Linked DNA regions of Homo sapiens: region 2 is linked to region 1. A link is an interaction called in ENCODE POLR2A ChIA-PET data of the cell type or tissue named here. Cell type or tissue: OCI-LY7. All regions are shown on one strand. Links, peaks and the distances in the headings refer to the core of each region. The heading gives the core; the rest is flanking DNA. Region 1 overlaps ARHGEF3 (Rho guanine nucleotide exchange factor 3). Region 2 has its middle 11 kb from the start of ARHGEF3-AS1.

Region 1 (16,166 bases), core at 4,579-12,578:
TCTCCTGCCTCAGCCTCCCAAGTAGCTGGGACTACAGGCGCCTGCCACCACGCCCAGCTAATTTTTTGTATTTTTAGTAGAGACGGGGTTTCACTGTGTTAGCCAAGATGGTCTCGATCTCCTGACCTCTTGATCTGCCCGCCTTGGCCTCCCAAGGTGCTGGGATTACAGGCGTGAGCCACCGCGCCCAGCTTTGCATTGGTTCTTGAGAGAGATTTATTTTGCAGAATTTCAGGGAGGCATAAAGTTACATACAGTAGGCTGCCAATAGCCAGTCAACAGTCACAGTAGTTGCCCATTTAAATTAAATTTATTGTTGCATCTCTCACTGGGTTCAAACTGAAGGAAGGGACTGGTAAAGGGAGATGATGAGAGATACCTGGTAACAGTACAGAGATTAAGCTCACATGTGCTGGACTCATCATCCTCAAAGTGGACTCTGAAAGCCCTGACTGTCTGGTCCCTTGTGCCATGATACTCACTGGCTCCTGCCATGAACCAAGAATAGCAGTCTTCACGGCTGTTGCATCAAAAGCAGGACTGTTTTTCCCACTGATTTCAGTGATTTTTTTTTTTTTTAGGAGTTGAGAAATAGTGGTGAGGTGGGGGGAAGGGATGCTCTGCAGGATCATTTTCTGGCCGAAAAATTCTTAGAATTTAAAACACTAAACAACCAAGTTCTCTGGAATATCTGAATATCCAAACTCCTATTTTAAGAAGTTCTCTTTTGAGAAAAATTTTTATCAACCCTCAAAGCATTATTATGAAATTCTAATAAAGATGTGGTAATTTAGGCACTGCATTAAAGGCAAGACCTCTTTTTAGATCTAATCATAGGTATGAATGCAATCAACTCTCTTGGAACGGAAGCAATTTACTTAGCGCTCTCTGATTTTTCCCTTTTCATTGATGGGAAATTTATTCATGGGATATTTGTCAAGCTATATTGGTGCTTGTTTTATGTTTTATGTTTATCAAACATTCATAATGCACCCAAGAGTACAGGGCTAAATAATTCTGTTCATGTGGGGTAATGAATGCTATGAGGATTCTGTAAAGGGAAAAAAAAAATCCTGTGCGTATACTGTGTAAGTAGGCATTTGGAAGACTTGCTTTGCAGACATTTTCAAATGCAGGTATACCATGTTTCATGCACAGATCTGCCTGAATAACTAGATGCAGAGTGAACTTTTGAAAACAGCTTCATACTTTATGCACTAGGAAAACTGGTTACTGGCACATCATTTTGAATTACACACAATCATATTCTTATCTGTTTTTAAATTCAAACTTTAGCTCACTGGGTATTTTTTAAAAAAACAGAACAGTATTCTTTCATGCTCCATATTAAAAAGAAATCTTTACAGTAACTCAGAACAGGCTCCCATGCTTCAAAAAAGTCATGACTTTGAGTAGCTCATGCTCCCTGTTGTTTTTATTCCTGCAGACCACACACTTGCTGGGATGAAATATGGAAAGGAGGCAACTCTATCGCACTCTTCCCAGTAATAAAAACAGACATGATGAAGTGAGATGGGCCTCAACCCCAGCGACTGCGTCCCCCATCTGTGCTGGACTGGGGGCCTGATCTCTGTGTTGGGCCTGCCAGATACATTGAATACCTCATGAATCAGAAGAGGGTCCTTTATTCTTCTTTTCTATCCTACTTGGAGGCACCCAGCCCAGTTCTGCACCAGTGAGGCTGGTGACCAGACAGCTCTCCACAATTACAAAGGCAACAGAAACTCAAAGTAGTGGGCAGGCTTTCTGCATCAAGGTATAGAATCATAAAGAAGTTGAAGGGCACAGGATTTGGAGTCTACACTGACAGGGTTTGAACATCAACTGCATCACTTGCTGGCTGTGGACCTGGGCAAGCTATTTAACCCCTCTAAGCCTCATCTGGAAAATGGTCCTAATAAGAACAGCTATCTCCTAGGCTGTTGTGACGGTTAAATGAGATACATAACCTATGAGGCAAATTACATAAAGTTGATTTACTAGATACTCAATGCCAGCAATTATTACCATGATTGTTGTTACTACTACTTATTATTAAACCCCTATCTGGGAGGAAATAGGCAGTTTGCTCAGCAGGTTCAAGGTTTCTGATTTTCAAATTACCTATGCATATCCTCCTTCTATTATTGTCCCAGATTAAATCAGAAAATGAGCCCTTTGAATGGTCTGCTAGCCTCTATCCCCACTGCCACCTCCTTGATCAGGTTTTCACACCTGGACAGCATCCTCCCAACTTGCATCCCTATCACCAGTCTCTTCCTCCTCAGTCCCTTGTTCTACCAAGAGTATGTGTCCAAGGTTACAGAGCTTGTAAATGATGGAGCTGGGATTTGAATCCTGAATCCCAGCTACTTAGAAACCAACCAACAAACAAAAAAAAAACTTCAATTAATTGCATGACAAAGGAAAAAATCTCTTAAATTGATATTTAAAAACCTCTATAACCAGATCTGAACCCACATCCTCTGTCTTCTCTCCTGCTGCTTTCTCAGAGGACCCCTAACCCCAGGCCAACTGATCCATGATATTCCCCAGGCACGACCTGTCCTGTCATTTCCTTATACCTTTGCTCAGGCCACCCGCTCCCCGTGGCCTGCCATCTGCCATCTCTACCATGCAGAGTACCTCAACCAGAACGGTGCTCTCTGGGTGGAATGCTCACAGTTTACAATATTCTCATGATGTGCACCCCATTTTTCCTCGTCTTCTATTGCTGCTAGGGAAAAATATATATTTCCCAGATTACCCAGCCCACACTCAATAAACCTTTTTTTTTTTTTTTTTGAGACAAGAGTCTCACTCTGTTGCCCAGGCTGGAGTTGCAGTGGCGTGATCTCAGCTCACTGCAACCTCCACCTCCCAGGCTCAAGCGATTCTTGTGCCTCACCTTCCTGAGTAGCTGGGATTATAGGCATATGCCACCTCGCCCAGCTAATTTTTTTTTTTTGTATTTTTAGTAGAGACAGGGTTTTGCTTTTTTGGCCAGGCTGGTCTTGAACTCCTGGCTTCAAGTGATCTGCCCACCTCGGCCTCCCAAAGTGCTGGGATTACAGGCATGAGCCATCGTGCCTGGCCCACACTCAACAAACATTTGCTGAGTGAGGATCCCACTAGTGAGCAGGAGGTTTGACAAGGCAAGCCACTGTAATCGGGGGCTAAATGGAGCTAGATTTTAAATGGATGTCCACTTCACAAATGAGTTTTGGGGCTAGGCTAAAAGGCAACTTACTATTTTCTAACTAAACAAAATTTAAAATATACACAAAGATCTTGTCCCTCACAGACAGCAACTGTAACACCAGATTAGAGTCACCTGTATAAAATTAAGAATTTTACTAAGGGACCTTACAGCGTGTTTCATGTAAGCACTGCATTTTACAGTTTAGGAAACTGAGGCAGAAAGATGAGAAGTGACTTGCAAAATCAAAACATGGTTGATGGCAGTGCCAGGCCTGGAACCCAAGATTCCTGAGTACTAAGTACCCAGGGACTCTTCCATTCACCCACTGACCCAATCCACCAGCCATTATGGTGGAAATAACAAGAAGAGAGAGAAGGAAACAGACAAACTTACAGCTTCTTCCAAGTGCTGCTGATCTGGATTATCATTTGGTGTGTGCCTCAAGATTTCTCGGAGAAGCAGAGGGTATTTTACCAGGCGGCTTCTTGGAATATCGAGGAAATTCCAGAGATCTAGTTTGCGGCTAAAGGGGGATTCTAAACATCGCTGTAGGAAATCCTGGACTCGGTGATCTTGCTTTTTGTGGTCCAGCAGAGCTTTGGCGGCTACTTGATTGCTGCAGTAGCTATCATAGGAGCTGAGGCAAGGGAGCTAAGAAGGAAACAGAAAGAGAAGGTTGGAATGTCAAAATAATTGAGCTCTGAGGCTACGGTGGCATCATTTATTGGGACTGAACAAACACCTAACTGGTCTCTGGGTCTGGCTGACATTCCTTTATCTGCATGGCTGGAGGAAACTAGTGGAATCTTCAACATGGCAGGCAGTGGACAATTTTCTTAGGCTCTGGCTTGCTTTCACAAAGCAATTTTTTTTTTTTTGAGACGGAGTCTCGCTCTGTCACCCAGGCTGGTGTGCAATGGCACTATCTCGGCTCACTGCAAGCTCCACCTCCCGGGTTCACGCCATTCTCCTGCCTCAGCCTCCTGAGTAGCTGGGACTACAGGCGCCCGCCACCATGCCCGGATAATTTTTTGTATTTTTAGTAGAGATGGGGTTTCAACGTGTTAGCCAGCATAGTCTCCATCTCCTGACCTCGTGATCCGCCCGCCTCGGCCTCCCAAAGTGCTGAGATTACAGGCGTGAGCCTGTACAATACTATGTAACGAACAATTTAAGCTTAAAGACTTTGGAACATTTAACCTTCACTGCCTTCATTCTAGCAAAATGCTAATTTCTCTGACACATCCCATCAGTCACACTGTGCAAATACCATGTCAGAGATTCAACGGAAAAGGCTTCTCATCCACTTTTTCTGCCTTGGTGTTCTAATCTAAGAGCTATCAGCCTCCAGAAAGTTACCAGAAGCAATCAAATGCAGCCAATGGCCTAACTGCTTTTGTTTCTTTCTCTTGTACTAGGAAGCCCTAGTCCCTTGTAACACCTGCTCTTCAGAGGGATTCAGTGCAAGACACTGGCAAAGGAGTGTCTTTCATTTCTGTATCCTCACTACTTTGCATTGGGCCTACTATATGGCAGACACTCTGTGTTCTGAATGAACAAATAAATGCATGTTTAATGGATTACAAGATTAGGTAATATTTGATGGTTTGTGAACCTTGCTTAAAAATAAAGTATGGCGGCCAGGCGCAGTGGCTCGTGCCTGTAATCCCAGCACATTGGGAAGCCGGGGCAGGCGGATCACGAGGTCAGGAGTTTAAGACCAGCCTGGCCAGCATGGTGAAACCCCATCTCTACTAAAAATACAAAAATTAGCCAGGCATGGTGGCACACACCTGTAATCCCAGCTACTCAGGAGGCTGAGGCAGGAGACTCTCTTGAACCCGGGAGGCAGAGGTTGCAGTGAGCCGAGATCATGCCACTGCTCTCCAGCCTTGGCAACAGAGTGAGACTCTGTCTCAAAAAAAAAAATAAATAAATACATAAAAATAAATAAAGTATGGCAGCATCTGAAACTTTAAATACTCTGCTGCAGCTTTTACACCTCTTATTGAAATTATTTCCTCAGTGACTGAAACCATAAAAAGGATACCAGGAAAGTAATATTTTACAAGCTTACTATTGAGCTTAACATTCCTTTGAAATGTCTACCTTCCTTACATGTTATTAAAAATCTCTACTTGTGTTAAAGAGTTGCAGACATTTTTTCCCTCAACCTTATATTTGTGTAAGTACTAGCTATTATTATTTGAAAGTAATGATAATTGGTACTTATACATGCGCGCACACACACACAGAGAGAGAGAGAGAGAGAGAGAGAGAGAGAGAACCCAAACGTGGTACTGTGGCTTGTAATTTAGACTTTCAGAGTTAATTAAAAAGGGCCTCAGGCCCTCTTCATTTAATTTCCACTTCCTCACCTTTTAAAAAGATCTGGAAATGCCCAATGTTTTCATTAGGAAGAAACAAATCAGCAGTAACCATTGGATGTAAACTAGTGAGGAACCTCGACCACACTGCTGCTCACTGTCCAATGGGCCACTGCTCCCTGTGATCCTGCTGCCCTGCTACCATGGCAACCAAATGGGGCTCTGGTCCTGTGCTCTCACCTGACAGGGTGCTCATTTCCTGGGCATGACCTGAAAGGCTATCTGGTTCAGTCACCGGCTAGGAGAGGCCCCAAGTGATCTTTAACTACACAGGGTGAATAATGTACAAGATCTGGTTCTCAAATACAGACACTCCCTTATTCAGAATGAGAGGTGAAAATGCAGTTAAAGAGACTAGGCCGGGTGCGGTGGTTCACGCCTGTAATCATATTACTTTGGGAGGCACTTGAGGTCAGGAGTTTGAGCCCAGCCTGGGCAACGTGGCAAAATCCCGTCTTTACTAAAATATATAAAAATTAGCCGGGCATAGTGGTGCATGCCTGTAATCCCAGCTTCTTGGGAGGCTGAGTCACAAGAATCGCTTGAACCCAGAAGCCAAAGGTTGCAATGAACTGAGATCACATCACTGCACTCCAGCCTTGGCGACAGAGAGAGACTGTCTCGGAAAAAAGGACAGACTCAGTAATAGGGAGAATCAGGTTCAAAGCCTAACTCACACAGCTGTCAGTGACTCTTCCAAGCCTCAGTGTCTCCACCTACAAAATGTATATACTAATGTCCCCCTCTCCCTTAATGAGGTAAAGCATACAAAATGTGTAGCATGGAGCTTGGCTTCTGATATAGAATCAGTAAGTACTAGCTATTATTACTTGTCCCAAGAAGTTCTTTGTTTTCGAGATAGGGTCTCCCTTTGTTGCTCAGGTGGAGAGCAGTGGCATGATCATGGCTTACTGCAGCCTCTTCTTCCCAGGCTCAAACAATTCTCCCTCCTCAGCCTCTCAAATAGCTAGGGCTACAGGCATGCACCACCATGCCAGCTAATATTTTTTTTGTAGAGACAGGGTTTCGCCATGTTGCCCAGGCTGGTCTCCAACTCCTGGGCTCAAGAGATCCACCCGCCTCAGGCTCCCAAAGTGCTGGGATTACAGACGTGAGCCACTGTGCTTGGGCCCTAGAATATTTTTATTGAAGAAACTGTCGTTTAGAGAACCAAAGCTACTTGCTCAGCTGGAGACAAAACGAGAGTCTGAAGCTTGTTCTTGCTTCCCCTTTACCCTCAGAGTTCTGAACTATTCACCATCTCTTTATTAAATAGACTATCAAGAATTTATAAGGGAAACTCACTTTTTAAAGAAGTTCTTTTATCCCCCTAATATTGTGAAAAAATCTATTTTTTTTTTTTTTTTTGCTTCCATGTACTCTGGCTCTTTCCTGGGAATTAAAATTTAGTGAGACAACAAATTAACATGAGAACTTTCTGCCTTGGAGAGCTTATAAAGTATTTCATCATTGAAAAAACGTTGGCATAGAGATAAGTCACTTGGGAAGTTGTTTCTTTATGCTAGGGAAGGCTTACTCAAACAGGCTGACCCATTAGGGAGCGGGGACACTGATTCTCAGTAACCGGGGTAGTTCCCTGAAAAAAAGCAACCACTCTGTTTAAGGTCTTCAAAGTAAAAGTAATTGATTCATTCTAAGGTCAAAAGGACTGGCCAGGGCTGTCCCACTTGGAAGGCTCACTTGTTTAAAAGGGTTCCCCCCCACCCCCCTTTTTTCCTTTGCGGAGAAAATAAATCAATTTTTCATGGGTCGAATGGGACTCTTCTCATCCAAAGTCCACTAAGATGTTTATTTTGTTCTGTTAAAAATACAAGAACTCAAACATATGTACCCCTAGGTTTACTGTTCCCACTCAGACGGACACATCTGCAGTTAAAAGAGGAAAAACATTTAACAGCTTGTCAGGCCTGATAAATAAGGGCCATTTCTCACGAAGTCTGGCAACAACGGGCCAGTTGTTTAATTTTAGGCTGCTCTTCAAGATCCAAGTCCTCATTTGATGTCTGAAGCATCCAGATAGCAATGGGCCAGCATGGTCACACTTCCTTTGGGTATGTACAGAAAATGACTGCAAAGCTGCTCCCAGATCAAACCAATTTTCTAATAAACGTGACAAATGTTTATTTCAGCAAAAAGTTACTAACAAGGCAAATTCCTACAATTTTGCTTCTGGCATAAACTGACAATTTGCATATGATGCTTAAGGAAACCATGTAGTCCTGTACTGCTGTCTCATCAAAAGCAGAGGAGTTATCCTACAAATTCTGGAGTGTGGCCTAACTGCTCCATTTACCCCCATATCAAAGCAGTCCACAGACTCAGGAAGTTTAAGAGACACTGAGGCACTCTCTACTCATTATACCTTCTTTGTCTCTGTCTGTCTCCGGTTGGCTGGCTCTCTTTGGAGAAATTTCTTTGTGGGCTAAAGAAGTTAAAACATCTACGATGGCTCATAATAAAATGAAAGTCAAAAATATAAGATGAATGATCTCTCTTGAAATATTAAGGCATATTTTCTAAATTATTCATCTTAGAACATTACTTGCCTTTCGGATACCTTTGGGATATTTCAGCCTTGGTGCTAAAATTGACTCCTGAACTAAAGCTATTTAAGTCATGAAACTCTCATCAAGTATCTTGATCAAGGCAGTCATTGAGAAACGTAAGTTAAAAGATCAATGTTAAAACTTTCTGCACATCTATGTGTTATCAAGGCATGTTAACTGAAAGGTTTTAGGAAGATTAAAATGCAGATGTAACGGAATAAAGAGAACTCACATAGCAACAGTAGGATTTATAACCTTCACAACACTCTCCAAACAGTGAAATAATCTCTAATATTAGCTGTTGTGGTACTTCCTGCCTATTTTTCTGGAATACTGTGAGCAACAGAGTGATGAGAGACCTAATCTTGCCTGGAATAAGTCAGCAAAGTAATCTCCTCTCATTATCTGCTTTATAACAAATGAAAAACACCTGGAACTGGGGTGGACCATTCAAGCACTCACAGAAGGAAACATAAATGTGTAGAATAGGGAGCGGTGGGGACTGAGGCAAAATAAGAGCACACGCCTTGTCTAGCGTAAGTGAAACAAACAACTTTAAGTACACAATAAAACACAAATCCAGCCCCAGGATCATAAATTTATGACTCCTAATCTAAGATCACAGCTTACTTCTTTTTATTTAATTAGGAAAAGGAATGGATTATATTAGGATGAAGGTCACCATATACCCAGCTCTCCTATAAATTACTTAGCATGGTATATATGCTAAACATTAGCAACCTTTACTTATTATCTTGTTTATAAAACTACATTTTGACCATGAGATTTTTTTTATGGCCTAAAAAGTTTTTTTTAATATGCTAAACATTAGCAACCTTTACTTATGATCTTGTTTATAAAACTGCATTTTGACCATGAGAATTTTTTTTTAATAGCATGACAAGTTTTTTTTTTTTTTTTTTGGTAGTGGATATATGTCAATAAATTTTTATTGGAGTATATTATGTTAGCGATTGGCCTGACGGAATATTAACTAGTTTTATTTTGATACGAAACTAGTAATAGTTTCATGTGTACCTTTACTTATTTTGTTCCAAAAGGCCCTGTTACTTTTAAATGCAATAAATTTGTAATAAGAAAAAAACTATTTTCATGCTTTAAAGATACAAAACTTAAATTTAATTAAAATTTTACTAGGATTTTTTTTTCTGATGTGAAACCAACATTTGTAAAAAAATAAAAATAAAAATAAAAAAAGTCTAGCTAAAATGAAACTCCCATCTATATTATTGAAATTTATCTTCAATAAAGACCAGAGAACTTTCTTACCCAGCCCACGAGGATGGGACCAACATGTTCAGTCGAGCCATCAGGCTTCCTAACATCTCGAAGCTGACTAAGGAGCTCTGGCAAAAAACAAACAGATGCTTATTTGTTAGGCATTCAAATATGAACAGGGCTGGAAGTAGGTTCTGGGTTATTCACATTGCAGGCAATTAATAATCACTCACTCATTATAAGACAACTCAGTTAAGGCTACAAGTCACGACTCATCCTGGGAACAAAATTATACCTTCATGTAGAGGAATTAGAGAGTCCAGTGTTCCAAAAATTTGATTCAACTCTTGTTCTGTCATTATGGAGAGTTTCAGCATGGGGTCATGATAGGCCTGCACAAAAACGGCAAGAGATGGAAGCACATGTTTAAAATCAGAGGAAGTACATTGTTCATGTAAGTGGCTCCTGAGAGGTCCTATCCAATAACAAAACTTCTGGCTCTCTAACAACTTCTCCCATAAAGCTGCAGAAACAGCAGAGAGGTGTGGCTGGAGGAGAGGAGAAACCAGCACTGCCTTAAGCCTTTGTGGTTGATAAACCAAAGCAGATTTTTCAAAAGCTTTTTTATTCTAGTATGTCATATATCTAGGAAAGAGCACAAATCCTAGGTATAGAACAGATTTGACTGTTAAAATGTTTTCAAAATCAAGATCCTGCCTCTTAAAAAAATCCCACTTTATTCAAAACTAGCTACTAGCAGATTCTTTTTTCAATTAGTACATATTTAAAATAAAGAAAAAGAGGAAAGAAACAGTGATTGGTATCCTTTACTACTGATTTGAACAAAGAGAGCAAAGGTGATAATCCTATCACCTCTTACTAGAGAAAATTAAACAACAAGAATACACAGTTATACCCAGGGCACTAAAATAGAACACAAAGACTTAAAAGTCTCCTACCTTCAAGGAATTTTATAAAGCTAATGGGGAAGATAAGAAAAACTAAAATATTTTCTAGTTTATATTTTAGTTTCTGATCTCATGGAAAACTAAATCTATGTTTAAAAAATATTTTTTTCTTTTTTTTTTTGTACTTTTTAGTAGAGACAGGGTTTCACCATGTTGGCCAGGATGGTCTTGATCTCTTGACCTCGTGATCTGCCCGCCTCGGCCTCCCAAAGTGCTGGGATTACAGGCGTGAGCCACAGCACCCAGCCTAATTTTTGTATTTTTTAGTAGAGACAGGGTTTCACCATGTTGGCCAGGCTGGTCTTGAACTCCTGACCTCAAGTGATCCTTCTGCCTCAGCTTCCCAAAGTGTCGGGATTATAGGTGTGAGCCACCGGACCCGGCTTATGTTTAAAAATTAAAGATTAAAAACCAGACTGATGTCACAAGACAGCAAAAAGCCATCAAATCAAAACTGCTCTAGAAGGTCAGAGAATTAAAGCTGGAGTGGCCAAGGGAAGTTTTGAAGATAAGCTGCTTGGTACAGAGAAGGAGGCAATAAATGTTATGTAAGAATAAACTGAGATTTGAGCTGGTTCCTGAAGGATGGGTGGATATGAATGGTTGAAACGAAAGAGAAAAGTTTCTAGGAAGGTAGGGCCACCATAAGCAAAAGGATGGCTGGGAAACACCTGAAGGTGCTTGAGTTTGGCAAATCTTGATGCAGGAAAGGGGAGTTAGACACCAGCATGATAACTCTCAGAGTGAAATAACTTCTTTGTCCTCTCTGATCTCCTCCTCCTCCAGCTCTGCCTAAAACTCAGTTTCTTGGCTGTGTCCAAGCAAAGCTTGGGTGGCCATCTCTCAGGAATGCTAGAGGTGGAATTTCATCTTAGCAGAAAGACTAAAAACCCTTAAAAGAAGGGATGTAGCCTTCCAACCCTGTGATTCTTCGAGGAGGCTGTGAATATCAGATGAAGGAGTCTGGATTTTAGCCTCCAAGCCATGGAGTTGGGGGGCTGTGCCACTGGAACGAAAATGTTTTTGAGGAAGGTTTGTTGTCCTCCTCCTCCCCACACAAAATGTTGATTAGAAAACAAATTCCTATATAAAAGACCCCAACTTATATGATAGTATGCAATTGCCTCATTTCACTTTATTCACTTTTGAGATTCAAATGGCTTTATTTCTAAGACTCAGTTCAAGTTTCAGACATGCACACATTCTCTCCTATGGGCAAAGAGTCCTACATATGAGACTTCTAGGACAATGAAATATACATAAGGCGAGGCCTCCATGGACACTTTCTGATTTAGGCTGAAGTATTCTTTGACATGCATTAGAGACATACAGAGGTAAACCCCTAAAGGTGCCAGGTCTGGAGAGCTATTCTGCCCTCTTGTTTTGAAACACTTTCCCCACTGCTTGGTGTGTGGTAGCAGACCAGTCTTAGTCATAAAGACAGTTCTCACGAAGCACCACTTTAGGGTTGTGAAATTACTCAAGAAAAAAAATGTGACTTGACTCAAGTGACTGCTGGATTTAAATTTACCTTTTTTGCTAATTTCAAGTCTTCTATCAAGTCTTCTTCTCCTTGGGAAAGCTCAAAGATCGCCTGCAAGGAAAGATAAACATATTCACTGAATTCTCCCTTCATTTACAAGACCATATTCAAATAGTGCTGGCTCCACCACTCAAAACCCCAAATTTACATATTTAAGTATTTTAAGTTACGTTAACCTGAAGCAAATGCATCTATGCTTAAACCTGCAATGAAAAGATATTGCAAAACTGCTGCATATTGTGCTTCTCTGTTTGTGGGAGAAAGTTTCTACACATTTCTAGTCCAAAAAGTCATCTTTCATGTTACAGAACTTTGATGCAGCTGAACAAGAGGGAACTATTTTAGGTAAAATAATTACAGTGTGAGCCATGGATTTGGTACCCTTGTTGTGAGAGGCCATCATAAGAAGTGATTCAGAGGCTCTTCTAGATAATGGATGTGGCAGTATTATTAACTGGGCCATCCCCACTTTTTCTTCTACTCGACAGAAGGCGAATCTCAGCAGAAAGTTTTATTTGTATTATCCACTGCCTTGAGGCTGAGATTGTAGGAAGAATCCAACATTTTATCACTCCAAATACAACCTGGTGAAGTTAATTCATTCTAAACCACTTCTCAGCCCCACAGGTACAACAAATAAAATTATAGGCGCTGGCTGTGTGGAAGAGTAGGTAAATGGACCGTTTCTAATTTGGCTCTATTAAGCCATCATGCTAAAGAGCTATGATGCACAGAACACTCTTTCACTTCCATCTGGGAAGTCAAACTGTCAGCAAACATTACATTATTAAAGGAGTACAAGTTTGTAACGATATTTCAGGGTCTACTGTGTTTCAGGATATAGGGAAACAGTGGTCAGGCTTTGAAAGCTCCCTCCACCTGGGGCTGCTTGGTAAACTGAGGACAAAGCAGGTGGAGGCACAACCCTGAGCTGGATACTCCAAGGATCTCATCAGATGATGCACACATGAAGTGCTCAGCACAGCCTGGCACAAGCACTTAAACAAGCTCTTCTATACAGGGTAATATTATCAGAGTCATTTAGGGCAACTGATACAGAAAACTTACCGGGAATGAAATTAACTGGATTCTATAGAAAGGAAGTTTTCCATGAAGCTGAATCAAAGCTATGTAAACTAAATATTTTAAAATAGTCTATAAGTTGCTAACAAAATATAACTAAAATGATTATTTTTGTGAACTTCAGAATCCTAAATAGACACTTGGTTTCATCTTCTTGTAAATTCATATTTTCACATCAGTTTCTTTTTAAAGTGGGGGCCACACCCTCCCAGCTGGTTTCTGGTTTCTCAGTTCCTTCCCCAAGGTCAGACACTCTTGTTTATCCTTCTGCAAACGCAATGAAGAATTGATTTGGAGACTAAGGCGCAAATTCCAGCATGGCTGACGCTGCAATGCACCTTTGTTCCAGACACACAGCCAGCTCCATGGGCCCCGAGCCTACCTCCTGACGTTTGATTTCCTTGGATGTAAGCATCTGATTGACGCACACATCGAAGGTCTCACTCCACAGCTTGCTATCTCTCCGTTTCGTGCTCGAGGGGGCGGCATTTCTGGACCAGGGTCGGGGGGCGAGGATGTCAGGGCGGCTCTCACTGCGGAAGCTAATGGAGCGCTAAACAATGAGAAAAACAAACCATCACGGGGGCAGCGGCAGGACTGGGTGGATCTTTGAGCAGTTTCCTGTCGTTGACGGAACATAAATCATATATGTGAAAGAAAAAGAGGACATTGCCACAAGGCCTTTGGGAAGTGGGGCATTGTCTTGAGCCTACGTGCTAAGGAAAATTGGACAGGGGGCTGCTTTGGAACATGTGCTGGGAGTATCTGTTCTGTGTGACCTGGATACCAAGTGGACTATAGTGCAAGCACATATCAGGCCAAACTCACGCATGAAGGCAGTTCTTGGATACGTGATGAGCTCTACTTTTTTCCAGTGGACATCTCCCCTCTTTAAAAGAACCAGAGATAACAATAGTGGATGGCCTTTATTTATTCAAACATTTGGCCAGTACTCCTACTCTCCTCCTTCTATAAATAGAATCCCACTAACTTTGGGTATCCTATTACATATAGTTTTGGTGGGCACCCCCAGACCTGACCAATAGAGTATTCCACCATCCTAGTTCAGGGATGGGCATGTGATTCCCTGAAATTTGTCACATGAGTTACGGGAGAAAGGAGGAAAGAGTATTCCTTTGGGATTGTGAGTTCAAGAGAGAACACAAGCAGGGCCTTCCAGCAGCAACTCTCCCTAGTTACACAGAAGCATCTGTCTGCTACAGGAGAGAATAAAGAGACCCAGAATGAAGGATGGAGTGACCAATGGAGGCAGGAAGGGAGCAAGCTTTACCAATACTGCTTGAGCCTCTGGATCCCACTGTGCCTGAAACCAGAAAGAACCACCCTTAGACATTTTCATTACATATAGAAAGACATTTCCCTTTCTATTATCTCAGTTGGGGTTCTGTCAACTTGAAAAGTCCTGACTAATACACATACTAAATACCATCTTTGCAGCACATGATTCCTGTCCCTGAGGTATTTTCCTATTTCCCAAAGAGGCCGCAGAAGTCCACCTGTGTGACTTAAACATGCTACCAAAATGCTTTTCATGACAAATACAAATGATCCAGAAGAAAGCTGAGTGCATCATTTTCAGTCTTCATCCTAGAAGATTTCATCACACTTATTGGAGACTTTGCCAAAGCAATGAGGTTGCTGTGCTCCAAAACCACATTGTTATTTAGGAAGTGTTCCCTGCCATGGCTCTCTGTGGCCTTCAGCAGGAAGTTTCAACTCCTCATCTTGGCACAGGAAGTCTCTTGTAATCTGACCACAGTCTCCATATTTAGGATCCCATCCTGCCACTCATCCATGAGCCTCCATTTCTCCAACCATACTAGGCTATCTGTCATTCCCTAAATATGTCATGCTTTGCCATCCCTCTGTACTCCCTTCAAACAATCTTCTCTTCCTGGAATGTGTTTCCATCACTTCATAGCTGGCTTTTTTTTTTTTTTTTTTTTTTGAGACAGAGTCTTGCTCTGTCGCCCAGGCTGGAGTACAGTGGTGCGATCTCGGCTCACTGCAAGCCCCGCCTCCTGGGTTCACGCCACTCTCTTGCTTCAGCCTCCTGAGTAGCTGGGCCTACAGGCGCCCGCCACCACGCCCGGCTAATTTTTTGTATTTTCAGTAGAGACAGGGTTTCACCATGTTAGCCAGGATGCTCTCGATTTCCTGACCTCGTGATCCGCCCGCCTCGGCCTCCCGAAGTGCTGGAATTACAGGCATGAGCCACTGTGTCCGGCCATAGCTGGCTAACTCTTAACTGCCCTCGGGATGTAACTCAAACAGCACCTCCTCTAAGAAGTCTTCACCAACATTCTCCCATCCTCCTCCCCCAGAGCAATTCAGACATACTTCTGATATAGCAATGATCATACTTGATTATAATTATTGGTCACCTGCTCTTAACTAGAAACTTCCTGAGGTCAGGAATTGAATTTGCTTATGACATATGAGCCTTCATCACAAAGGCATTCTAAGGTAGTTCCCAGTTATTTTGAGATTCAACAATAAAATTCCAGAAAGTAAAGAAAAATTTTAAAAGGAACTATTCAACATAAGGGCATTGTTAAATAAGTTGTAAGTGGCTGGGCACAGTGGCTCACGCCTGTAATCCCAGCACTTTGGGAAGCCGAGGTGGGTGGGTCACCTGAGGTCAGCAGTTTGACACCAGCCTGGCCAACATGGTGAAACCCCGTCTCTACTAAAAGTACAAAAATTAGCCGGGGCGTGGTGGCATGTGCCTGTAATCCCAGCTACTCAGGAGGCTGAGGCAGGAGAATCGCTTGAACCCAGGAGGCGGAGATTGCAGTGAGCCAAGATCGTGCCACTGCACTCCAGTCTGGGCGACAAGAGTGAGACTCCGTCTCAGAAAAAAAAAAAAGTTATAATTACCTGCTGGATGGAATATTATCTAGACAATTCAGAGATAATTTAAAATGTAAACACCCCTTCTATGTAGCCTAAAATAAAATCAGGATTAAAAATCTATATGTGAACATTTTATAGTTATGCAAAAAATGCACATGAGCAAAGATATAAAGGGAACATCACAAAATTCTATTGTTGTTTCATGTTGACATTATGAGTGATTTCTGTCCTCCTTTATATATTTTTAGCCTTTTTTTTTTGTTTTGAGATGGAGTCTTGCTCTGTCGCCCAGGCTGGTGT
Region 2 (16,166 bases), core at 3,451-11,450, 180 kb after region 1:
CAAACTGAATTTAAAAATAGGTAGTAAAAAAATCTCATGGCCAAGGCCGGGCACGATGGCTCATGCCTGTAATCCCAGCACTTTGGGAGGCCGAGGCGGGCAGATCACGAGGTCAGGAGATCAAGATCATCCTGGCTAACGTGGTGAAACCCTGTCTCTACTAAAAATACAAAAAAAAATTAGCCAGGCGTGGTGGCGGGCACCTGTAGTCCCAGCTACTCAGGAGGCTGAGGCAGGAGAATGATGTGAACCTGGGAGGCGGAGCTTGCAGTGAGCCGAGATTGCACCACTGCACTCCAGCCTGGGTGACAGAGCGAGACTCCATCTCAAAAAAAAAAAAAAAAAAAAAAACTCATGGGCCAGTGCAGTGGCTCACACCTGTAATCCCAGTGGTTAGGGAGGCAGAGACATGAGGATGGCTTGAGCCCGGGAGTTCAAGACCTGCCTGGACAACATGGTGAGACCCTATTCTCCATAAAAAGAAAAAAAAAAAGACCAAAAAAAAAAAGGTTGGAAAAAATCTCAAATGGGATGGTAGCCGTGACCAAATTAAAATAATATATTGCACACTGGCTTACCCAAGGTTCCAACATCATAAGATTATTAGTTCTCAGATCTTAGGTTTCTAAGACTGTTGTCAAATTTAGGTAAGACTAAGGAAAAACAAAAATTCAAAAACAAATTCAGGTAACACTAAGGAAAAACAAAATTTGGGTGTTACTAGGTTATCAGGGAGGCATAAAGCACAGCAAGCCAGTGAGAAATAAAAAGAATATCAAATTAGAGCCTGAGAGTTGCTCACAGTCATGCACTTTTATTGAATGTCTTTATCTACTCCTCAAAGCTGGAAGGGTGGTTAATCCAAGTAAAACCTGAACAATTCCTCTGCCTGCTTCACCATGAACTCTAGACAAATGGAGCAGCGGTGTCCAGACACTTTCCCAGGCCAAGGCCTATTGGACTCAAGGTGGTTCAACTCAAGAGACTGTGAACATTTGAAAATGTTGATGCTCTTGGAGAGCCCTGCTTAGTATCCCAGCTCAACAAGATTATAAAATGATGAGAAGAATGTGGGAGCAGACCTGGCTGCTCAAGGTCAAGAATGAATAAATAGAAAAGTCTTCATCTATGGTTTCAACACAGGAACTAAAAATAAATGATGCTGGAACATGGAAGTCTCAACGATTGCTAGTCATGGCTAATCTTGAGTGCTTATCTTACTGGTTTTGTTACAAGCAATCGCCTGAGCTCTGTCTTTATTCTCTCTAAACAAATCTGAACTTTTATAACCAGATTCCTCACATTATTTTGGCAACTGATACATGGGCAGCTATTTTTAAAAGTGAATGCAAAAAAAAAAAAGGAAAGCTGATGTATGCTGTGAAGCAGCCACCGGCCTGGCCGCTGCGGTTCTGCCTCCTTGACTAACACAAGAAGCAAGGGCCACCTGAAGAATTTCTGCATGAAGCACACAGGGGCCGCTTGCAAATAAGCTCATCCAGTTTATTTCTTAGAAACATAAACACCCTGGGTGCAGCTTTTTCAAGAAACTGTCAAGTCTCCTTCCTTACACTGTCAGTTAAAAGTGAAACTCCTGTCTGTGGGTTACTGACCTCTGCACAATTTTTAGGAAGAAAAAAAAGTTTAAAAACTGATTAGCTGATATCTATCAGCCAAAGGGCTTCCTTACTTGGAAATGAGACTTACTATTTGGCATTGCACTGTCAAAGTTGGTTGGAAGTGGAAAATCTGAATATGGGGGTGGGAGGGAGGGGTATTTCTGACACTTACATGAATACTCAGGAGGATTTTTAAAAGTAATCTGCCTAGATCAAAAAACAATGCTTGACACACCGAATTTCCAAGTTAAAAATATATAACAAAAGCAAGAATCATTCTTATTAAAAAGTTTCTCACCATTATTTTGACTTCAGATAACTCTTTAGGGATAATTTCTGGGAAAAACCATCTGGCTGGAATAGTTAACAATAAATTAATATTTGGGCTCTGTGATTTTTGGCTCTGCCATTTACTAGTTGAATGACCTGGTAAGTCACTCTTAATTTCCTTGATCTTTAGTTTCCTTATCTGTAAAACAGGAATGACTCCTTTATCCCTAGCAGGTTGCAGGGAGGATGGTAGGATACTAACTGACATATGTATTTAAAAGCAGAACAGCCTGGGTGCAGTGGCTCACGCCTGTAATCCCAACACTTTGGGAAGCGTAGGCGGAAGGATCAGCTGAGGTCAGGAGTTCAAGACCAGCTTGGCCAAAATGGCAAAACCCCATCTCTACTAAATATATATATATATATATATATATATATATATATATATATATATATATATAAATTAGTTGGGCATGGTGGCGTGTGCCTATAATACCAGCTACTCGGGAAGCTGGGACAGGAGAATCACTTGAACCCAGGAGGCAGAGGTTGCAGTGAGCCAAGATCGTGCCACTCCAGCCTGGGCAACAGAGCAAGACTCCGTCTCAAAAAAAGAAGCAGAACAATGGATGATGGGAACTTTGGGCCATCATACTATTGTTTCTATTTTTGTATAGGTTTTAATTTTTCCATAATAAAATATTTTTTAAAAGACAAAGGCACAGTAATAATTTATTTTTTTTCAAACAGAAGAGGAAATTTTTTGGTGTAACGATGGAAACTGGTTCAAATTTTCCTCCTAGCAAATTGAAAAGCAGTACCAAATCTGAAATCCAGAGTTTGATTTTTCTATCCTGATTTGACTGTCAACTGGGCATCTAAGAAAAAGGTAATAGAAACTAGCAGTTTCCCATTTCCCTTCTTCCTTCCAATAGAGAAAAAAAATGAGAGCATAGTTAAAACTTAAGTCATATTTATTTTTTTAATCTTACAATGCTGACTTCCCTGAAATCCCTGTATCCATCTAGAAAGTTCAAGACTTTTATGAAAATACCCCCAAGAAACCAAGAGATTTAAAAGCATGTGTGTCCCATGACTCAGAGTGTTCATTCTGCCTAAACACCAGTGAAAGTGGTTTTTTGTTTTGTTATGTTTTGGGTGTGTTCATGTGTACATGAAGAATTGGTATTGCCACTTTTTCTCCCTTAATTCAGAATCAGAAAGGAATCACCAAAACACTGGAAAATAGCAAACCAAATGAGACAGGTGGAAAGGGCTTCCAACTCTCACCCAAGGTAACTGGTCCTGGTTGGAAGCTCAGCACCTCCTCCCAGTTAGGGCTCTGCCCTGGAGGCTGTCCCTTTAAGTCAGACTTCCTGGTAAGGCTGAGAGATTTCCGCATGCAGCTTCCTGGAGACCGTATAAGATAAACAATAAACTTTGCAACAAAATCATGGACAATAAGCCCCACGTGGCTGTAACAAGAAGCAATTATAAGCATTGACAATGGCTAGGGCATTTCCAACAGGAATGCAAGTCTGTGATAAACAGGGGAGAAACATGCTACCCCACACCTGCACAAACTAAATGATGTGTAAAAAATAGTTCCTAGCCTCTCATCACATTGAGAACTAGTTGCTTCCAAATTCAGCACTCTTTTTAAAAAAATCATTGTCTAAGAGGAAAGCAGTCAGGCCTTTCTTAAAGCACCACTGCCTATTAGATGAAAGCTGCTGAGGCCCAGCGACACTACGTGTTCCTTACTCCATGAGTCTCTGTGTTACAGGAAAGGGGTCCTGATCCAGACCCCAAGATAGGGTTCTGGGATCTCATGCAAGAAAGAATTCAGGGCAAGTCCAGAGAGTAAAGTGAAAGCAAGTTTATTAGGAAAGTAAAGGAATAAAAGAATGGCTACTCCATAGACGGTTGCCCATTTTTACAGTTATTTCTTGATTATATGTTAAACAAGAGGTGGATGATTCATGCCTCCCCTTTATAGAACATATAGGGTAACTTCCTGACGTTGCCAAGGCGTTTGTAAACTGTCATGGCACTGGTGGGAGTGTAGCAGTGAGAATGACCAGAGGTCACTCTCGTTGCCATCTTGGTTTTGGTGGGATTTAGCCAGATTCTTTACTGCAACCTGTTTTATCAGCAAGGTCTTTATGACCTGTATCTTGTGCTGACCTCCTATCTCATCTTGTGACTTAGAATGCCTTAACTGTCTGGGAATGCAGCCCAGTAGGTCTCAGCCTCATGCTACCCAGCTCCTATTCAAGATGGAGTTGCTCTTGTTCACATGCCTCTGACATAAGGGTCACCCTTTGAGTCTCCTGCAGCTGAACCCCCTACCTGGCTAGCTTTGGGGAATTCCCCAACTCAGGAACCAGAGCCCACATTCTACCAGAGGAGATGAGAGTGCCATACACTTGCTTCCCAGCCTCCCTTGCAGCCACAGCATGAGAACATGAGCAGGCTCAGCCAATCATGTGCTGGGATGCAAAGCGGCAGGGCCGCTGCAGACCCCATTCTGCGAGGGTGGTGGCAGCTTGCAGAGGCAGAGTAAGGGTAGACTGGGTAGCCACAGCCTACAACCAGCATTGGTGGTGCAAGCCATGGCGTCTACACCTACCCAGCAGTGGTAGCAATAGTGTCTTTACAATAACTGTTTGGTGGTATAATTTGGAGTTGTCCCTGTTTCCCTGGTCCTTCCGAAATTCTCTGAGCTACCCTAGACACTGTAATAAATTCATTTTCTGCTTAACTCAGCTGTGTCATCACTCAAGTTCAGCTCACAGGAGGCTTCCCTGACCAGGCTGTCTATAGGACCATGCCTTATACCCCACCATCGTTATTCTCTATCATGATACCCTACTGATTTCCTTCCCACTACTTATCACATCCTGTAACCAATCCACTTCATTATTAACAACAATACGAACCACCATTGACTGGGGGCTTGCTATGTGTCAGATGGTAGGCTAAGCTAATTTAATTCTATGACCACCCTATGAGATAAGTACTTTTATTATCCCTAGTTTATAGATGAGGAAAGAGGCTCAGAAGGGTTAAAAAAAGTTGTCCAATGTGCCAAGCTTGGCAGTAATGGAATAAGGACTGGAGTCTAGGCCTGCAGCACAGGTTCTTACCACAATACTCATTCAGGCAGTGACTGAATACACACTGGCCACAGTGCAGGCACCAAAGCCACAGGACAGCCTGGCTCTCATGGAGCCTGGAGGCTGGTGGTCCAATCTCCCACCTGGTATTCTACCCATCACCCAAAAACCCTTCTTGGGGAAGAAATGCAGACTGACATGTGTAAAGATGAGACCAGCTTCCTTTGTTCAACAGAAATGTGCCCAGCTCTGTGTTCAAAGCATCAGGCATGCAAAAATACCTCAGAAGCTCACAGGCCAGAGGAGACGCAGACCTGTACACAATGCTCACTGCTCAACCTGCTGGTTCCCACAGCCTCGAAGCACTAGGCTGCAGAGGAAGAAGCCAGGGACCATTCTCAGGGTCTCCCCAATGACAGTGCCATTCCAGCTGGTTGTCAGTGATGTATAGGAGTTGCCAGGCTGAGGAGAGGGGGGTCAGCGCAAAGGTGAGAAGTGGGAACAGCAAAGTTCATTCAGGAGGCGAGGAGACAGTCAAGGGGTCTATGGAAGGGACAGGATGCGAAGGCCAGGGATGAGATGCTTGGAGCCAAGGAAGGAGTTCCAACTCCACCCTGCAGGAAATGGGGAACCAGGGCAAGTTTCTCAGCCAGAACAGCTGCATGACCAGATAGAAATTCTTTTTGTCAAGAACAGTGGCCATGGCCATAGAATACAGTACTAGTCAGATGCTTTTCCTATGTATTTTTAAAGTACACAAACATAAATATATTTGCTGAAAGCCAGGAATTGTAATAACAAGAAGTTCCATTTCTATGCTTTCCAACTCCCTCTCCTGGCTGAGTAAGAAGTGAAATAAGTCTGCCCTTCCAACAGAAGGAGTTAAACACAGCCATTCCCTCCTGTAATGTGAAATTACACAGAGCTCTCACATGGATAATTTATGGAGAAAACAAGGAATTCCCCAGCTACTTGATTTTACAACTCCAATCACCCAGATTCCCCCAGTGTGATAACAAGAACCTCACCTCTGGGTTGTGTCATCATTAAAATGAAAAGCTGATTTTTATTTTTTAAAAGAATGTGTGTGGTTGAGCCACAAAGAGCCTCCTGGGTTGGATGAATACCCCGGGAGGGGTGGGAGGAGTCCCCAGAATGACCCTTTGAGGCTGAGAGGGACTCATACTTAGTAACAGGCCCCAGGGAATGCTGTGTTAAGTGTGCAGCCCCAGAGGTCTGGAAATGCCAAGCCAGCCGGGGTGGTGAGGGCATAGCAACCAGAACACAGACCAGAAATAAAGGAAGGCAGTTTAGCACAGAAGTGAGGAATAGGAGTTCTAAGCCAGATAACCTGGGTTCAAATCCCAGTGCTGTCACTTAATGCGTGACCCCTGATCATTTACTTAACTTCCCTGTGCCTCTGTTTCCTCCTCTGGTAAATGGGAACAGTAAGAGGACCCACTGCAAAAAGTTCTTGTGAGAATCAAATAAGTCAAATATGTATCATTGAGCATAGTGCCTGGCACATAGTAAGTAACAATTGCAGTTTCCTAGAGACTATAAGATAAACAAGTAATTTTGCAGCAACATGACGGATAATAAGCCCCCATGTGGCACAACAAAAAGCAATTATAAGTGCTGACAATGGCTAGGGCATTTCCAATAGCAATGCAAATCTGTGTAAATAGCTGTTGCTGATACTACATATAATAATCTTATATAAAAGTATAATATATAACATAAACTTATATTTTAAATATACGATATGTAACATTATATAATATGGTAATAGTGATTTTATTATGATCTGCTTTAACCCAATTTAACAAAGAATTTTTCAACAAAAATGAGGGGTCTGAGGAGGGGAGCCCCAGGATCAGGCACCTAAAGTGTGTTTGTGCAGTATTTCCAACCACCTGGAGGTTCAATGTCAGGGATACCTACCATGGACCACAGAGCCAATCTGCTAGGCCAGAGTCCAGGTGGTACCGCATATGAGCTGCAGAGTTGGGAAAGTCATTTGACCCATAAAAAACAAACAAACAAACAAACAAAAACCTTGATTTCCTCATCTCTGCAAAGGGGATAACAATAGTACTGCCTTCACAGTTTGTGTCAAGCACTGGTGCTCAATTTTACATTTGTTTTTACATAAATATTTCTAACAACCTGTGAATCAAAAATGATTATGATGTCTATTTTATGAATGAGAAAACCTGAGGTTCAGAGACGTTAAGCAATTGCCAGACAGCACACAGCTAGATTGACATGCAGGAAATCTACCCCAAGCCAGCACTCTAAGCCAGCCCTCAATTCTGCAGACACATGCAGCATGAGAAGGATGCACCAAAGCTCTTCAGAGCAGGAGAGTATTAACCAACATGTGTGCTGGAATCACCCTTTAAGAAGGGCACGTGTTTCCCCACTGCAGACCCCAAAGCTTATGGCACCTGTAGGCAGTGAAAAGAAACTCCCCCTTGTTGAGCATCTACTATATACCAGGCACCATGTTGAGTGTCCTGCCACATCATTGCCACCTTATCACCACAGCAACCCTCTGAAGCAAGGACTAGAAGACATTGAGGCTCAGCGAGGTTGGGTTCCTGGCCCATGGTCACAGAGCTTTTCAGTGGCAGCATCCCTACACACATCTGGGTCCGTTCTGCTCCCACTCAGGCTTGCAGACAGGCTCTGAAAACACTCCTTAATGTCCCTTAGGTGCTCCTCTCCCCCTCATTACCTCCCACTTTGAAAGCACAAAGCTGCTTATTTTGCAGCAGGAAAATGACCATGGGGGCTGAGTAGGGCCATGGTGCAAACTACAATTACTGCAGACAACAATTTGCATTCCAGATCTGAAATGTGCTCAGGGCTCCACTTGAGCCCTGTAATCAGCTTAGCCTTTGCCCAAATCTCTCTTGAAATGAAGACATATTAGATGAACTGAGACACAGCAGGGTTTGGAAAATGTGCCTCTGCCCCCCAGTGAACTGCCACCTAAGGAAAAACTGTGCCAAGAAACAGCCAGGGTTGAGTGGGATTTAAGCCCCAGAGAGGTTGAATTCCTCTGCTGCAGAACAAAGAAAACAGCAGCCAGGACAGTAGACAGGCAGGGCCACATGGGTAAAGAATCAAAGGCAGGAAATGCATTACATAACACACGGGCCTCAGTGAGGAGGTGGAATGGCCACCCTTCCCTCCTTATCAGAAATTGCTGTCTTGCCTATGAGTCACATGTCAGGATATAGCGACCTTGCTGCACAGGACAATAAAGGACACCCACAAGGTCAGCAAAAGGCCTACTATGTGCACACTGTGAGAAAAGGGGCATCCTCTGCATTAAAGAGAGACCTCCAGGAGGGCCTATCTAGGACAAAAAGGCTGCAATTTGGGTCCTCTGGATTGGGGAAGAAGGGTCTAGAAAGGAGAGTGAGAGTGGGGGATACCAGAGTTTTTAACCCTGACTGTGGCCTCTTCTACTCATTCTGAACTACAGAAGGATTTGCACTAATTATTTCAGTCCCAAGTGGCTAGAGTCATGGCTCCTGGTTAACTGAAATTTATCACAGCCCAACTTTCTTCTGCTACAGAAAGAAGGGACGGTTTACATGCCAATTTCCATCACCCCAAATCCTGACTAAAGAGCTTCACATGAAATCTCTACTGAGTCGACAGTATCTGCAACCTGAATCTAGACCACCCTAAAAATCGGAATGTTTCTCAAACTTTAATGTGCCCACACATCACCTGGGGATCTCAATGAAATGCAGCTACTGCTTCAGGTCTTGGGTGGAGCCTGAAATTCTGCATATCTAATATGCTTCCGGGTTCTGTTGCCACTAATGTCCCATGGACCACACTTTGAGAACCTTACTAGGGGACATGGAATGACTTAAGCAGAACTCCCCAAAATGTATTTCCTATGTTTCCATAGTCACGGTGACAAGTGGTGACTTCATTCTAAGAGCAAATAAGTAAACTCAAACACTATGTATCTTTAAAATTATTGTTTCCAGGCTCAAAACTTCAGCACTTCTATGTTATTTTATTAGTAGCTAACAGGATGACTGTTCTTGAAGGAAAGCCTTGTGTAGATGCTATTAACTGAGGAAAATCCAGTAGAGCTTCCCTTGGCTGATGTTTCCGGAATAGCCCTAGATCCTCTGAGGTATAAAAAACCTGAAGCCCCAAAGGACAATGCAACTGACAATGCTTTTGCCAGTGCTCTCCCTCACCGATGACCCTCTCCCACTCTTGGGTGGCCAGCCCATTGCAGTGCAGCCACATTCCTGAGTCTGGGTCAACTACCAGCCCCCCCCTCCCACCAGCTGTGGCTGGGATCCTCTTCAGGAGGTCCTCATCAGTCACAGTTGCACCTTCCCAATCTGACAGGTACCTTAATAAAACCATTCATCTAATCCAAAGCATTTTTTTTAATGGCTGGAGTTGGCTGTCCTGTCCCGTTATGCAAACAGTACACAATGAGATGCCGATAGCATCTCTCTACCATTGCCAACACAAACCCTGCCAGGCCAGCAGAAACGAACCCGGTGGCTGTAAGCAACAATAGTTGCATGAGTTTGTTTAAACAAACACAACTAACAACAGGTGAAAATGTTTTGAACTCCTCCTATTGCTAAACCAGAGACTTTTAAGGTTGGTTTCTTCTAGAAATAAAACCAGCGTCAAGCATAAGGAATGAAAGGCAGCTGAAGGGAAACCACCCAGAAAGCAAACTTCGTGTTTCTTCCAGCAACACACACAGAGGCACAGATTTTGGGATAGATTTTTGACGAGAACTACCGATGTTGAATTAATTGAGATACTTGCATTGTCTTTGCCTCAAAGTAAGGATTCTTTCCTAATCTTGTTCACTGCATTTTTTTGACTTTTGCTCTTTGAGTTTGGTAGTGGAAATATTTCTTAATATATTAAAGAAGTTCAGTGCCACTAAATAACATAAAGCAAAAGGAACTTTAGTCTTTAAACCAAAACCCTAAAATATATTTTTTAAATGCATGTAGTAAGTGAAGGGAAATGGGCATTTATTGAGGTAGGGAGATGATGTTCAATACCACGCTCCATGGAGGGCATTTGACAAAGCACATCAGAATGACTAATGAAACCAGATGGGTAAGTCATTTCCTGAGCAACAGGTATCAGGAGAAAAGAAAGAGCGAATCGAGGACAAGTATTTTAGTGGCACATATGCTGCGCCTCTTAGTCACTCTGGATAATGAGATGAGTATATTTTTAAAAGAAGAAAAAAATGACATGACATCAAGACTGGAAGAATAAGGCAGCAGGAGGCTTTATTATGTTTCAAGAACAGCAAATCCGATCCATTTGTACCAATTCTGTAGACCTGAAAAACCTATTCCAGTCTAAACCTCAAGGCTTTTCCCTCCTTGAGAAGTTTGAGAAATTGCTGATGAACTTCCTAATGCCTGGCAGAGGTTCTTCTTAAGAAAAAACACATTAGACTATAATTACACAAGTTCCGTGATGGGAAACATACTGTTGGGTGGAAGTTATTTTTTAAAAGCCACATATCTTTTTGGCCAGGTGCAGTGGCTCACGCTTGTAATCCTAGCACTTTGGGAGGCCGAGACAGGCAGATCACTTAAGCCCAAGAGTTCAAGACTGTCTTGGGCAACATGGCAAAACCCTGTCTCTACAGAAAATACAAAGATTAGCCAGGCATGGTGGCATGTGCCTGCAGTCCCAGCTACTAGGGAGGCTGAGGTGGGAGGATCACCTGAGCCCAGGAGGTCAAGGCTGCAGTGAGCCATGATCGTGCTACTGCACTCCAGCCTGGGTGACAGAGTGAGATCCTGTCTCAAAAAAAAAAAAAAAAAAAAAAAAAAAGCCACATATCTTTTTCCTAAAAAAACCAAATTTGCAATCTGTAGTTATCTGAGTTTCATAATTAAATTAAGGGGAATACACAGGCTGCCATATTAGGTATTTTTCTCTGATTTTTCCAAAGTGATATTCCAAAGTACTGTCCCAAGCAAGCACTCAGAACTCATAAAAATAATGTGCCCAACACAGAGAGGCACCACCATTCAGCTACCTATTAATTCCTTGGAATATGAATCTTTTGGTCCAGGATGATTGCTTTAGAGCCATGATTTTTTTCTTGGCTGAGTACACAGTATCCATTCTTATCAAGGTGCTTTCCTCCCCTCTCAAATATCCAAGTAAGATTTATGGGGTTTTTTTGTTGTTGTTGTTGCTGTTAGAAAAAGAAGACAAAATTCCTCCAAGTTCACTTTTACCAAGTTCTCACATTTGAAACTCCTCCACAAACATATGTGATGCCATATTTTAAAATTCCATCTTAAGTAAGCATGGGATTTAGTCCAATTCATTGCATTTCTGACTTAGATTCATTTCTGTTGCCTGTTGGGGAGGATTTTTATTCTTAAACCTTAAAACCTAAGACTCCACTCAAAATTGCCATTCAAATATTTGTCTTATGACTTCAGCTTTTTGTTCCCTCAAATATAAAATTAATACATGCACCCCATAGAAACGTACGAAAGTCAAAACAAAACAAAAAAAAGTCATGTATAACCTCACTTCCCAAAAGGAAACCATTATTAATATTTCAGCGTATTTTCTTTTAATCCTCTCAAGTGCTTTTTTTCATAGCCCAAATTGTACTGTATATACAATTTTGTTTCCTGCTTCTTAAAACATACCAATAAACATTTTCCCTGAATTAAAACTCTTCCTCAACCTCCCCTTGTCACTTACAACTCATATGAACAAAACCACACTTTACACCAACTGCCTCACATTAGTGGGCATTCACACTTTTTCCACTTTTTTCTGTCATTGTAACTGCTGCAGCACTAAACATTTTCGTGCATAAGTCACATCTCTGGTGACTTCTGTGGGATAGATTCCTAGTCGTGGAATTATTGGGCCAATAAACTTACATATGTTTATGGTTCGTGACATAAATAAACAAACTGCTTTCCAGAAAGATGACCAAGTAACACTACCACTGAACACCTGTGACAGAGTCCATCCTACAGTACCCTCACCAGCATTTTGAGTTATCACTTAAAATGCTAATTCTGAAGCTTTAAAAAATTTCCAATCCTCAGACTGACCTGCTGAGGTCAATGATTTCAACTGTTACCTCATTATCAAAATAATCTTCTTTTATCCTTCCAAACAAGATGTTAATTTGTACCACATCAAAACTGCAAACATGAGAGGAATGTAGTCATTTGTTGCATATTCTCATTGGGCAACTAAGGTGCCATGATTAAGAAGCCAAGAACAGTTAGTTCAGTACCAGTCTGCGGCAGTACACAGAGATGCATGCAAAATAAAGTCAGAACCGAATCTACTGCCAAGCGTCACAAGATACACAAGATCTGAATTACCATCAGTCAACACCTATCAGAAGGAATACATAGAATGTTCAAGAATATATTCAGACTACATTTAAAATTCATTCAATAGCTTTTTGCACAACAAATTTTCTTTCTTCCCTCTAAATTGGTACATCTCTCCATATGCAGCAGGAATGTCTTTTTTATTTAAGGGCACATTTACACAAAGAGCAAATGGTCCAGACTCAGTCTTCCATAACCTAGAGTCTGAATTGATCACTCTATAAAATGGAAAAATGTTTCTTTTCTTTTTTTTTTTTTTTTACTTTTTTTTAGTTTTTAACTTTTTTTGAGACAGTGTCTCACTTTGTCAGCTAGGCTAGAGTGCAGTGACACGATCACAGATCACTGCAGCCTTGACCTCCTGGGCTCAGGTGATCTTCCCATTTCAGCCTGCTGAGTAGCTGGGACCACAGGCGCGTGCCATCACACCTGCCTAATTTTTGTATTTTTTGTAGAGACAGGATTTCACGATGTTACCCAGGCTGGTCTTGAACTCCTGGGCTCAAAAGGGTTCACCCGCCTTGGCCTCCTAAATTGCTAGATTACAGGCTTGAGCCTCCATGTCCCAATGGAAAAATTATTTGTAAAAAGGAAAGTTTTTCTAGTATGCTAGAAATGTTTGGGGATTGATATGGTCTGACTCTGTGTCCCCACCCAAATCTCCTCTCAAATTGTAATCCCCATAATCCCCACATGTACAGAAAGGGTCTGGTGGGAGGTGATTGGATCATGGGGGCAGTTTCCCCAATGCTATTCTCATGACAGTGAGTGAGTTCTCACAAGATCTGATGGTTTTATTAGTGTTTAACAGTTCTTCCTTCACACACTTGCTCTCTTGCCTGCCACCATGTAAGATGTGCCTGCTTTCCCTTCCACTATGATTGTATGTTTCCTGAGGCCTCCCCAGCAATGCAAAACTGTGAGTCAGTTAAACCTCTTTTCTTTATAAACTACCCAGTTTCGGGTATTTCTTTACAGCAGTGTGAAAATGGACTAATACATGGATATAGTCCTCACATTCCCTTCCCAGGATATTTGCCCCACTTCACCAACGTTGTCCACAGCTCCTGCTGAGTGAATATAGCATAATAGTAGTAGTAGCAGGGATGGAGAGAATATTTACTGAGCAGTTACTGAGACGTGACAGCGTGCTGGCAGTCCTCAGAGCCCTCGCTTGCTCTTGGCACCTCCTCTGCCTGGGCTCCCACTTTGGCAGCATTTGAGGAGCCCTTCAGCCCACCACTGCACTGTGGGAGCCCCTTTCTGGGCTGGCCAAGGCTGAAGCCCATTCCCTCAGCTTGCAGGGAGGTGTGGAAGGAGAGTCGCGAGTGGGAACTGGGGCTGCGTGCGGTGCTGGCGGGCCAGCTGGAGTTCCGGGTGGGTGTGGGCTTGGCGGCCCCCGCACTCGGAGCAGCTGCCGGCTCTGCCAGCCCAGGGCAATGAGGGACTTAGCACCCGGGCCAGCGGCTGCGGAGGGTGTACTGGGTCCCCCAGCAGTGCCAGCCCACCAGCGCTGCGCTCGATTTCTCACCAGGCCTTAGTTGCCCTCCCACGGGGCAGGGCTTGGGACCTGCAGCCCGCCGTGCCTGAGCCTCCCACCCACTCCATGGGCTCCTGTGCGGCCCCAGCCTCCCCGACGAGCGCCACCCCCTGCTCCACTGCACCCAGTCCCATCGACCACCCAAGGGCTGAGGAGCGCGAGCACACGGCGCTGGACTGGCAGCCAGCTCCACCTGCAGCCCCGCTGCGGGATCCACTAGGTGAAGCCAGCTGGGCTCCTGAGTCTGGTGGGGAGGTGGAGAGTCTTTATGTCTAGCTCAGGGGTTGTAAACACACCAATCAGCACCCTGTGTCTAGCTCAGGGTTTGTGAATGCACCAATCGACACTCTGTATCTAGCTGCTCTGGTGGAGCCTTGGAGAACCTTTATGTCTAGCTCAGGGATTGTAAATACACCAATTGGCAGTCTGTATCTAGCTCAAGGTTTGTAAACACACCAGTCAGCACCCTGTGTCTAGCTCAGGGTTTGTGAATGCACCAATCGACACTCTGTATCTAGCTACTCTGGTGGGGCCTTGGAGAACCTTTGTGTCCACACTCTGTATCTAACTAATCTGATGGGGACGTGGAGAACCTTTGTGTCTAGCTCAGGGATTGTAAACGCACCAATCAGCGCCCTGTCAAAACAGACCACTCGGCTCTACCAATCAGCAGGATGTGGGTGGGGCCAGATAAGAGAATAAAAGCAGGCTGCCCTAGCCAGCAGCGGCAACCCGCTGGGGTCCCCTTCCACAGTGTGGAAGCTTTGTTCTTTCGCTCTTTGCAATAAATCTTGCTACTGCTCACTCTTTGGGTTCACACTGCTTTTATGAGCTGTAACACTCACCGTGAAGATCTGCAGCTTCACTCCTGAGCCCAGCGAGACTACAAGCCCACCGGGAGGAACGAACAACTCCAGACGCTCTGCCTTAAGAGCTGTAACACTCACCACGAAGGTCTGCAGCTTCACTCCTGAGCCAGCGAGACCACGAACCCACCAGAAGGAAGAAACTCCGAACACATCTGAACATCAGAAGGAACAAACTCCACACGCGCCACCTTAAGAGCTGTAACACTCACCACGAGGGTCCGTGGCTTCATTCTTGAAGTCAGTGAGACCAAGAACCCACCAATTCCAGACACATTACTATGTCACAGACCCAGTGCTAAATACTTGATATGATTATTTAAGTCAATCTTCATAATAACCCTATGAGCTACATATGATTTCAGATGGGGAATCTGAATCTCAGTGAGGCTGATTACTTGCCCAAGCTGGTGAGTGACAGATCCATTTGACCTTGACTCTCTGGCCACAGATGACTGAACCAAGAGGTAGAGAAGCCCTTTTAAGAGCTAGCCAGCTGACTGCCCACCACTTGTGAAGCCCAGTGCAAGAAAGAAAAACTGATCCAATTGAAGTTTTCTTAGGGATTTGGGGATGGGGAACCTGAGACTATGCCATAAGCTGTAGGAGAGCGAGCTGCTGAAAGATCACACTGAGTTGGTCCAGAGCTGGCATCATGACAAGCCCAACAGTGCCACATACAAGGAGGAGACACCGGGAGCAGAACCTATAGGTCAGTAACAAGTGAAGGCAGAGAGAGAAGGGGAATGAAACTGACCCACAAAGAGAAGTCCTAGGTTCCTGCAACTATATATTCTCTTATTAAAAAGCCATTTTCTTGAGGTAATGGAGCAAGTGCCTATTCTTTGCCAAAAACTCTGTCTAAAATATTCACCAAAATATGACAGCAGAGACACTCCCCACTCAGGGTCTGAGCTCTCATCAGCGTCTACCCTGCATAGCAAATTAGCATCACTAGTAACAACCCAACTGTGTGCCTCTTAATAAGATGCAAGTAACCGGCATCCCTTAGGATGTTTTCCTGCCCAAAAGTGTTTAACCTAAAACAAATTAAGTCTTTAGATCCAAATTACCAGATTACAAGAAATATATAGAGCTGAAGAACAAGTTAAATGACATCATAGGGAAGCAGTCAGATAAACCCAACTGTGAGACACATTCCAAAGTTCCATGGGTTTTTTTGAGACAGGGTCTCACTCCATTGCCCAGGCTGGACTGCAGTCGCACAATCACAGCTCACTGCAGCCTCCAACTCCAGAGCTCAAGTGATCCTCCCACCTCAGCTGCCCAAGTAGCTGAGACTACAGGCATGCACCACCAAGCCTGGCTAATTTTTG

Evidence for each region. ChIA-PET counts read pairs that join two places held together with the same protein. Peaks named below come from ENCODE experiments on the same cell type or tissue, not always from the same donor. Only the 100,000 strongest peaks of a DNase experiment are listed, where the experiment ranks them.
Region 2: POLR2A ChIA-PET joins it to region 1 with 10 read pairs; 8 of 35 experiments call an interaction of 5 or more read pairs at or near these places.

What each region holds. Positions count from the first base shown.
Region 1 is chr3:56,741,610-56,757,775 of GRCh38, forward strand. It overlaps ARHGEF3 (Rho guanine nucleotide exchange factor 3), which reads right to left. Exons shown (of 10, transcript NM_019555.3): 3 at 13,372-13,542; 4 at 11,895-11,957; 5 at 9,691-9,787; 6 at 9,447-9,523; 7 at 3,596-3,853. Among named protein-coding and RNA genes, the nearest start is that of ARHGEF3, 52 kb to the right of the region's middle. In OCI-LY7, for the core only: no CTCF peak of the experiment used is centred there; no DNase peak of the experiment used is centred there.
Region 2 is chr3:56,920,727-56,936,892 of GRCh38, forward strand. It overlaps a transcript of ARHGEF3 not described here. Among named protein-coding and RNA genes, the nearest start is that of ARHGEF3-AS1, 11 kb to the right of the region's middle. In OCI-LY7, for the core only: no CTCF peak of the experiment used is centred there; DNase peaks (open chromatin) are centred at 3,525 and 8,145; H3K4me3 peaks cover 391 bases; H3K27ac peaks cover 2,074 bases.